Regions from separate parts of the Homo sapiens genome. Here region 2 is linked to region 1. A link is a loop called in an ENCODE intact Hi-C map of the cell type or tissue named here. Cell type or tissue: heart left ventricle. All regions are shown on one strand.

Region 1 (5,000 bases):
ATGTCTTTATGTAATAGTATTAGCATTTTAAACTAGGACTATTCAATGAATGGTTTTTGCATAACTGGTTATCCACTTGGGAAAAAAAAATAAAGGTAAATCTCTATGCCTTAAATACAAAATAAATTCCAGATGGGCTCAAGAGCTAACGATAGAAAAAGATAAACCATGAAAGTATTAAATGTACATAGAAAAATATTTTTATAACTCTACGATTCAGACAGCCTTCTAAGAAAGACAGAAAACTGGAAGACAAAAGACCAACAGACTTAAAGTTTAAAAAATTCTAATGAATACAAGGCACTCAAATGAAAATTAAAAGCCAAGTAACATACCAAAAGAAACTGGCAATATATGTAACAAATACTTATCTAGAATTCTTTTTTTACATATATGTAACAAATACTTATCCAGAATTTGTTACATATATATATATATATAAAAGAATTCCTACAAATCAGTAAGAAAAAAATAGCTAATAAAAAATAAATAAGCAAAGAACAACACTGATAGGCAAATCACTGGAGACTTATAAATTGCTAATAAACACATAAAACAATGCTGAATCTCACTATCAGGAGATGTCTGGAAAACACAAGTTAAAATGAGCTATTCTTTTGCCCAACTTATTAAAAAAAAAGAAGAAGAAACAAAGAAAAAACCCACCTAATATTGGTAATGCTGTGGTAAACAATCACTCTCAAACATCATTCTTAGGAATATAAAGTCATACAGTCATTTTGGAAGGTAATATTGCCATGCAAATCAAAATTTTAAATATACATATTCTCTGACTTGTTAGTTCCTCTTCTATGTATTTATCATGGAAAAATAACATATGCACCATTAGCCACGTACAAAACTGTTTACTTGACATGGCTCATAATAGTGAAATATTAAAAACAACCTCCAGAGAAGAGAGTAGAGAAAAGGATAGTAAGGGCAATATAGAATATTATGCAGGAGTAAGGCAGATCTCCATGTGTAGACTTGGAAAGAGCTCTAAAATATATTAAGTTAAAAAGCAGTTATAAAACAATATATACAGTATGCTGTCATTTATATAAAAATAAAATCTTTTTTTTTTTTTTTTAGACTAAGTTTCATTCTTGTTGCCCAGGCTAGAGTGATCTCGGCTCACTGCAACCTTCGCCTCTCGGGTTCAAGCGATTCTCCTGCCTCAGCCCCCCGAGTAGCTGGAATTACAGGGGCCTGACACCATGCCAGGCTAATTTTTGTATTTTTAGTAGAGGTGGGGGTTTCACCATGTTGACCAGGTTAGTCTTGAACTCCTGACCTGGTGATCTGCCCACCTCAGCCTCCCAAAGTGCTGGGATTACAGGCGCAAGCCACAGCACCCAGCCAAGATAAAATCTTGTATGTAAACATGTACACAGCTGCATAGAAAAAATACAACCCATAATGAATAAACAGCGGTTATTTCTGTAAAAAGTAGGAATTGGGTGGTGGTGATTGATGGTGGTGACGTTAGAATATTTTCATGTTCTATTCTATCTAAACCTGTGTCTTTGTAATTCAAAAATTGAGAATGTAGTCATGTTTTACTTGCATACTTAAAAATAGGATTAAAAGTTTTGAAAAAGAAAAGCAAGCCAGAAAATGAATAACTTAAAAATCATGGTTTTGCTTTAATCTGGTTCTTATTTTGACTACAAATGGAAGGTCAGATGATACTACCAGTACTTAAACAAGTTCCTATCCAACTGACATTATGGAACAGAAAGAATTTCTATAAGAAAACACTGCTGAACTGCTCAACTCCTGTATTTTGACAGAGATTAACTTAATGATCTCACACATTGATTTTTGATAAATTATGGCTCTTCACTTCAATATAGCATATAACTGTACATTATTATACTGTACTGCAAAGTATCAATCTTTTCAGAACACAGCCCTAATAAAAGCAGCATGCTTTGCAGAACCAGCTTTGGGATGAATGAATAAATGCACTGGGGAAAAAAACACCGTTAAATTAAAATCAAAAGAGACATTTAAAGTTTGGGCATTCTTCATTATGGGAAAGAATCTTCCACTTTGAGACTATTATATATCGGAAAAACTCCATCTGTTGTATAATTATCTCTGATAAATGGCCTGATGCTTTGAGCTTCATTAGAGAAAAGCAAAGAGAAAGACACACACACAGAGAACTGTAAATAAATCTCCCCACCATATTTCACTTAAAACCAGCCCAGCAGGAAGTCATAAAATATTTTTTAATAGGCAATATTTTCTAAATGCTTTACTAGAAGAAACCAGCCTGTTTTGCCCAATATCTGGCCTCCTGAAGTAGGCATAGTCTGAAAAAGGGAACACTGGTTTCATTTAGAGATTATTAGAAATTTAATTGGTAAAAACAAACAAATCAGAAGTTTAGCCGCTTGGTGGCAGTGATACTAAATTTCCAGGGAACAGATTAAGGCTTGTCAGACAGAAATGAAGATATGTAGCCAATGACGCCCAATGGATGTTCAAAGACCCGGGGCAGTCTAGCAAGGACATCTGTTAAAAGGCACTACCATTTTTTAAATATCCCTGAGGGAGCTACGATATCACCAGAAACCAGTTTCCAAGGAAACAATGGAAATCTGTGTTCAACCAAATTAATTTAACCAGAGGTGGAGTACGTTCTGAAATTTCTATTTTGGGAATCAGTGTCATATTAAAGGAAAATCCAGTCAGCACCTGGAAACGAAGCTTTAGTCATTAAAAATCCTCACTAACATGCCAGTTAATATGGTTCTCACTTTTTCTGTATATTTTATTTTACTACAACAAAAGTATGTCTTGGGTGGATGCAGTAGACAAGAGCAGGAAAAAAACCAGAGTCCCGTATTATAGATGCAAAAGGCCCAGAGTTCAGTTGTGGCCCTCTCTTGGGACTTAAGGAGGGTCACTATCTAAACCTCCCTTTTTCATCTATAGAATAGGAAGGAGAATATTTGCCCTACCTATGCTGCACACTGTCAAGATGATTCTAGGAACATGTGTATCAAAGAACTCTGTAAAACAGGGTTTTGCAAACTTTTTCTGTAATAGGCCATTGGGTCTCCACAGCAACTACCCAACTCTGCTATTGTAGCACAGAAGCAGCCACAGACAATACAGTAACAAATGAGTGGGGCTGTGTTCCAATCAAACTTTACTTATAAACACTGAATTTGGAATTTCATGTATTTCCCACATTTCACAAAATATTTATTTGATTTTTTTCAGTTGTTTAAAAGAATAAAAATCATTCTTAGCTTGTGGGCAGCATAAAAACAGATGATAGGCTGGATTTGGCCTGTAGGCTATAGCTTGTCAACCCCTGTTGTAAACTATAGTTTTATGTAAGAGCTGGTTGCTGTTTAATTCTTAGTATGTACCTCCACAGAGCTTAGAAGACTGTTTTGTATGAGATAGGTACTCTCTAACTGCTAGTTTAGAATATCAGACTATTTGAAAACAAGTCCATTTCTTGCCATTAATCCTCCCTAGCAGCAGGTATCAGTTCTCTTCCTCTCCTGCCTAGAAAGAGACAGACCAGCCATGACCCCCCAAACACCTCCATTTCCATTCAATATGCTAGTGGGACTGGGAAGAAAAATCCAAAAACTCAGGTAGACATGCACATCATGTTACCAAACAGGTCATAAATAGGGATGCTCAGGCCTTTAAAAGCATAACAACAGAAAAGCTGACTTGTATAAAGAGCTAAGAGGGCACTTCCTCATCTTGTGAGCAATCATCTGCCTGTACTTGAGAACAACAAAACAACTGATTCCAGCGTTCTAACTACAACCTGGCATTATCCTTTCTCTCTGCAAAAGTTGGGTCAAAAAACTTAACTACAAATCACACTTTATCTCCCTCAGAAAAAATCTAAAAACTGGGAGAACAGTAAATAGGCAGTAGCAAAAGCAGAAAGAAATGTTTTATTCTTTTTAAGAGTTTGTCCAACACACCTTCCACTGTATAGCCTAATTTGCATGCAATGTCCTTTAGATCGTAAATCATGATAGAGAATGGCAGCTATGGTGTGGTGGCAGAGACCCAGGCCCTTGGAGCCAGAGTGCTCTGTGATCTTGGGCAAGATAATCATCCTGTGCCTCCATCTTCACACCTGTGAAATGGATAAAATAGAAGTACCTGCCTTACAGGGTAATTATGAAGATGAAGTAAGTTAATACAGTTGATCCTTGAACAAGAGCAGTTTGAACTGTGTGGGTCCATTTAGATGCACATTTTTTTCAACCAAATACAGATGGAAAATAAGTATTGCCCACATATATGGAGGGCCAACTTTTCACTAAGTGGGTTCCACAGGGCTGACTGTGAGACTTGAGTATGCGCCGAATCCCCTGTGTATAATGAGGGATGATTGTGCATATAAGGTACTTGGAACAGTGCCTGGTACTTAGCAAGGATACTTGTTGTGAGCCGTTACCATTACTATCGCATTTAAATGCTGTAACAAGTCCTTTAGTCACTATTTGAATTTTGTTTACATATTTTTGGAAAAGGCTTCCAACGGCTAAGCTCCATGGACTCTTCTGCAGACACACACAGTTTGGGACAGGGAGACATATGTTTATGTTCAGATACAGAAATATCACTTAAGAGCTTTTAGATACCTGCTTCATTTACCTGCAGGGAAGCGTATTAAGAAATTCTTTTGGGTAAAAATTAGTCCTGTTTCTAAGTTTTACATACTTTTGTCAATAGTTATTGCTCTATCTGCAGTCTTTTCAAAAGAAAATGTACCCAGACTCTCACCACTTTCTGTTGATATGTTCATAGTTCAAGTTCATGTTGATAGTAAGAAGGTGAAAGTAGATTTAAGCAACATCTGTTTTCTTGTACATTAGGAAAAAAAATAATAAAACCTTCCACAAGCCCCAAACAAAATGTAGCACTTCTAGCTCTATGCAATAACAATGGATCCATAACTACTAAATAGTTTACAAATTTCACGGTACTTGGATTTGGCATCC
Region 2 (5,000 bases), 280 kb after region 1:
CCAGGTAGAGATGAAGGGAAGAATGAAGAAGGGAGCAAAGGGTGAATGACTTTTTTTTTTTTTTTTGACAGAGTCTCGCTCTGTCGCCAGGCTGGAGTGCAGTGGCACCATCTTGGCTCACTGCAACCTCCACCTCCCGGGTTCAAGGGATTCTCCTGCCTCAACCCCCTGAGTAGGTGGGATTACAGGTGTGTGCCACCATGCCCAGCTAATTTTTGTATTCTTAGTAGAGACGGGGTTTCACCATATTGGTCAGGATGGTCTTGATCTCTTGACCTCGTGATCCACCTGCCTCGGCCTCCCAAAGTGCTGGGATTACAGGCGTGAGGCACCTCGTCTGGCCAGGTGCATGACTTTTAAGGAAGCTTTGCTAAAGCTGCCACATGGTACTTCTTGTTATGTCCCATTGGCCAAAACTTTGTTATATGTTCACTAAGGGAATCTGGGAAATGTCTTCTGGGTGGTCATGTGCTAAGCCAAAATTTGGAGGTTCTATTTTTTTAATTTTAATTTTAATTAATTAATTAATTTTTATTTTATATTTTTTGAGATGGAGTCTCGCTCTGTTACCCAGACTGGAGTGCAATGGCACAATCTTGGCTCACTGCAACCTCCACCTCGTGGGTTCAAGTGATTCTCCCACCTTGACCTCCTGAGTAGCTGGGACTACAGGTGTGCACCAACATACCCAGCTAATTTTTATATTTTTAGTAGAGACATGTTTTTGTCATGTTGGCCAGGCTGGTCTCGAACTCCTGACCTCAAGTGATCCGCCTGCCTCAGCCTCCCATAAATTTTCATTTTTAAAGAGGGGATCTCGCTGTGTTGCTCAGGCTGGACTCAAACTCCTGGGCTCAAGTGATCCTTCCACCTCAGCCTCCCAATGGGCTGGGATTACAGGTATGAGCCACCACACCCAGCCAAATTTGGAAGTTCTATTGCTGTGGAAGAAGAGAGGCAACCCTAGCAGTCTTTGCCACAGATAGGTTAGGTAACCTAGCTAAGGCCACACAGTGGAGAATTCGCCAAAGCTGGGACTCAAGCCCATCTCTATGAGACACTTCTAATCAAAAGGATAGGGCAAGGTATTTACAACTTTTTAAAGAGAGGGTAGAGTATGCTAGGAGTTGGAGATAGGAGAGTTCTGAGGTCAAGATCAACAGGAACTTGTGCATCAAAATGCACATACTGAGTCAGGTCCCACAGGGGTGGATTATCTCTCCTTGAGGGGCTGGCAAATACGCGTGATGTCACTAGTTGTAGAGGAAGAGGTTGGGGTAAGTCTCCTAGAAGGACTTAGGTCACTTCTTGGGCAACAGCTTCAAGAGGCAGAATCCTGTAGCCCGGGTTCAGCCAGGCCCCCAGGGAGGACCTGGGAGGGAGCATAGTTTCCTCGTGACAAGACAGTTTGCAGCAGCACTCCAAGGTGGCCCAGTGCTGGGCTATGGAGAGGGCTTATCAGCTGCGAATAGGAAACTGCTGCATTTCGCTCCTAGAATTTAGCCTCAATCACTTCTTCAGTAAAGGCTTTCAGGCTTAACCCTTTGGGATTGGGCAGGGTTCTGTTCTCCTGAGGGGACCCTCCAGTCAAGGGGAGGCACTCTGGCACCAGCAGGGACAAGAAGCAGAGAGCCAGGGAGGGTGTAGCCTAGGCCAGCAGAGGCAAAAGCATTTCCTGCCTAAAGCTGGGTGCAATGAGAAGTGTGGGTGCTGAAGATCGAGGGTGCAAGGATGCGCAGATGATGCTGGACAGCTGCTGAATGGGAAGTCTTGGTTCCAGCAGTCTTACATCCTCTTTCAAGTTCTCCCACCACCCTCTGCCTCCAAAAGCATTAACAGTAGTATTTCTAGCTATGTGGCTTTGGGCACAGCAGTTTATCGTGAGCATCAGTATCCATCTGTACATATCTGAGCCTCAGTATCCTCATCTATGTAATGGGCAAAAATACTATTTTGAGGTAGGAATACAGGTTACCTACAGGGCAGCCTTGACTGGGGCAAAGCATAGGGGATGCTGGAAATGCTCTGTATCTTGATGTGGAGGGCGGTTACACAGGTGTACATACATTTAAAGATTCATCCGGCTGTATGTGCACTTAAGATAAGGGCACTTTACTAACATGTAAGTTATAGCCCAATATAAAAGTTAACAAATAGGCCAGGCGCAGTGGCTCATGCCTGTAATCCCAGCACTTTGGGAGGCCGAGATGGGTGGATCACCTGAGGTTAGGAGTTCGAGACCAGCCTGGCCAACATGGTGAAACCCCATCTCTACTAAAAATACAAAAAAAAAAAAAAAAAAAAAAAAAGAAATAGCCATATGTGGTGGCAGATGCCTGTAATTCCAGCTACTTGGGAGGCTGAAACAGAAGAATCACTTGAACCTGGGAGGTGGAGGTTGCAGTGAGCTGAGATCACGCCATTGCACCCCAGCCTGGGCGACAAGAGTGAAACTCCATCTCAAAAAAAAAAAAAAAAAAAAAGTTAACAAACAGAAAAGATGCCCCTCATTCTCAAGTCCATCCTAAAAGGTGATTGTGAGGGCTACAGGGTTGGTGAGAGCGAAACATTTCGCACAGGGCCTGCCTGGCACCGCAGTGTTCTCTCATCCCCTATCTGCACCTGGGATGGATCTGCAAGATGTAATCTCAAGAAAACTAGTTGCCCTAAGTCCTCCGGGCGAACAAAACTGGAGTATGGCTAACTACCAGGGAGATTTCTCTGACACACAAATTAAGGTATAAACACAAATGAGGGATGAGACGTCCTGGTTTTAGGCAGGAGAGGTATCATCATTTCTGTTTTGGAATTAGCTGAGGCACAGAGGGTGGCCAGGGTGTAGGAGGCCCAGGAAGTCAGGCCCCTGACTCCCAGTCCAGTGCTCTTCCCAGAACTGGAGTCGCCCAGATGGCCAGGATGTCAGGCCTGGCTCCCCCCGCCCCCATGTGGCCAGCCTGGGAACTCTCCAGTTGCAGTGCTGCCAGGACTGCCTGTGCACAGATGGGCGAGACAGGCTGCCCCTCCTCCCTGTAACTCTGCACTCGATGACAACATGACAACTCAGTAATGAGTCATCCCAAAGAATGAATGAGCTGGAGAACAAACCCCGCCTTCTGGAGGCGGGGGCAGGAATCCCAGAGTGGCTCCCCTGCCTGGCTGCTGCATATTCTTTGCAAACTTGCTTGTCCAGCCCCTGGGTCTACAGGAGAACAGGGATGGCAGTGTTATCTCCCAGGTGCCCTGGCTGACCTCTTGATCCAGCCACTATGCCCAGCCCCCAGAGCCTCTACATTTGATAGTCCCAGCGAGACTTCCATTCCTTGACCAAATGGTTCCCCTACCCTCCCTTAGGCACCTGCTCCCAAGTCCTCTTTCTCTTTCCAGCAGCCCCTTTCTCCCTGCTCCCTGACATGTACTCTCTAACTCAACCTGATTGTCTACTGGGCCCAAACCCTCCTGGCTGAGGTGAGAGCCTGTCAGCGGATCATTCATTACTGATACCCAGCAACCCCATTGTCCCCAAGCTGGTTTCTCCATCCCAATAAATCCCACTTGGTAGCCAGTCTAAATCAAGGCTTGAAAGCAATCTTAGTGTGAATTTCTGGATCTATTTGTTCACTTATCCATTCAAACCTTCAATAAGCATGTATTGAGTGGCCCCTGTATGCCAGGCATTATGGGGGATACTAGAGGTATAAAGACACAAAGCATTGTCATAGTCCCTAATTTGGCACCCCAAACTGTTCCTTTTTACTCTTTCCTCCTTCCCTTCAAAAGCTCTGTTTCTGAGTTTTTCAGCTTACTAGCTATGTGACCTTGAGCAGAAAACAAACAAGAAAAAGAAACCATTATTATAGACACCAAGTGCTATGCAAGGTGATTTACATCTGTTATTTAATTCTCCTGACAACACTGCGAGGTAAATATTATTATCCCCATTTTTCTAGGTGAGGGAATGGAGGGTCAGAGAACTTAGTTAAACTTGTCTGAGACCACACAGTTAACAGCTGGCAGAGCCATGGTTTGAACCCAGGTCACTCCACCTCCCCAAACCCGTTTCCTCATCTGTAAACTAAATCTGTGCCATACATAAAATCCAGGCTAGGTACAGGCTAGCGGGTTTAGAAACCCTTTCTGCTTTTCCCCACCCCTAGGTTCATGGCGAAGACCTTGGTCAGGGCTTCAGCTGTGCCATGCATGGCATGAAGACCCAAGACTGTATTTGGAGGCTTCTAGGGCCCGTCCAGGGGGTCCTGAGGCTGTCCTCTTCTCCCACAGATACGTTCATGATGTAGTGTTGTAGTAATCTCATCCCAGCATGGCACAACCCAGTGGAAGGAGGTGGAAATGGTATGTTGCCATTTATTTTAAAAGTCAGAAATGTGTCTCAAAATAATGAATTATTCAAAAGACAGGTACAAGGATGCTCACAGCAGCTTCATTAAGAATAGCTAACAAGGCCGGGCATGGTGGCTCATGCCTGTAATCCCAGCACTTTGGGAGGCCGAGGTGAGTTGATCACCTGAGGTCAGGAGTTTGAGACCAGCCTGGCCAACATGGTGAAACCCCATCTCTATTAAAACTACAAAAAATTAGCCAGACATGGTGGCAGGCACCTGTAATCCCAGCTACTTGAGAGGCTGAGGCAGGAGAATCACTTGAACCCAGGAGGTGGAGGTTGCAGTGAGCCAAGATCATGCCACTGCACTCCAGCCTGGGCAACAGAGTGAGACTCTGTCTCCAAAAAAAAAAAAAAAGAAAAAGAATAGCTAACGAATGGAGACAACACAAGTGTCCACCAACAAGAAGTTAAATAAATAAACTGTGATTGGGCCAGGCACAGTGGCTCATACCTATAATCCCGGCACTTTGGGAGGCTGAGGCAGGTGGATTGCTTGAGCCCAGGAGTTTCCGACCAGCCTGGGCAACATAGTAAAACCCCATCCCTACAATTTTTTTTTTTTTTTGAGATGGAGTCTCACTCTGTTGCCCAGCCTGGA

What was found. Peaks named below come from ENCODE experiments on the same cell type or tissue, not always from the same donor. Only the 100,000 strongest peaks of a DNase experiment are listed, where the experiment ranks them.
Region 2: it touches region 1 in a loop (2.9-fold over the local background); 2 of 110 quality-filtered maps call a loop at or near these places.

Annotation. Positions count from the first base shown.
Region 1 is chr6:38,066,507-38,071,506 of GRCh38, reverse strand. The region is part of intron 3 of ZFAND3 (zinc finger AN1-type containing 3); the gene reads right to left. Among named protein-coding and RNA genes, the nearest start is that of ZFAND3, 250 kb to the right of the region's middle. In heart left ventricle, a CTCF peak has its summit at 2,387 (motif pointing right); no DNase peak of the experiment used is centred here; H3K27ac peaks cover 305 bases.
Region 2 is chr6:37,789,581-37,794,580 of GRCh38, reverse strand. No RefSeq gene overlaps it. Among named protein-coding and RNA genes, the nearest start is that of ZFAND3-DT, 27 kb to the left of the region's middle. RefSeq lists enhancers at 2,874-3,168, 2,894-3,188. In heart left ventricle, a CTCF peak has its summit at 2,945 (motif pointing left); a DNase peak (open chromatin) is centred at 2,970.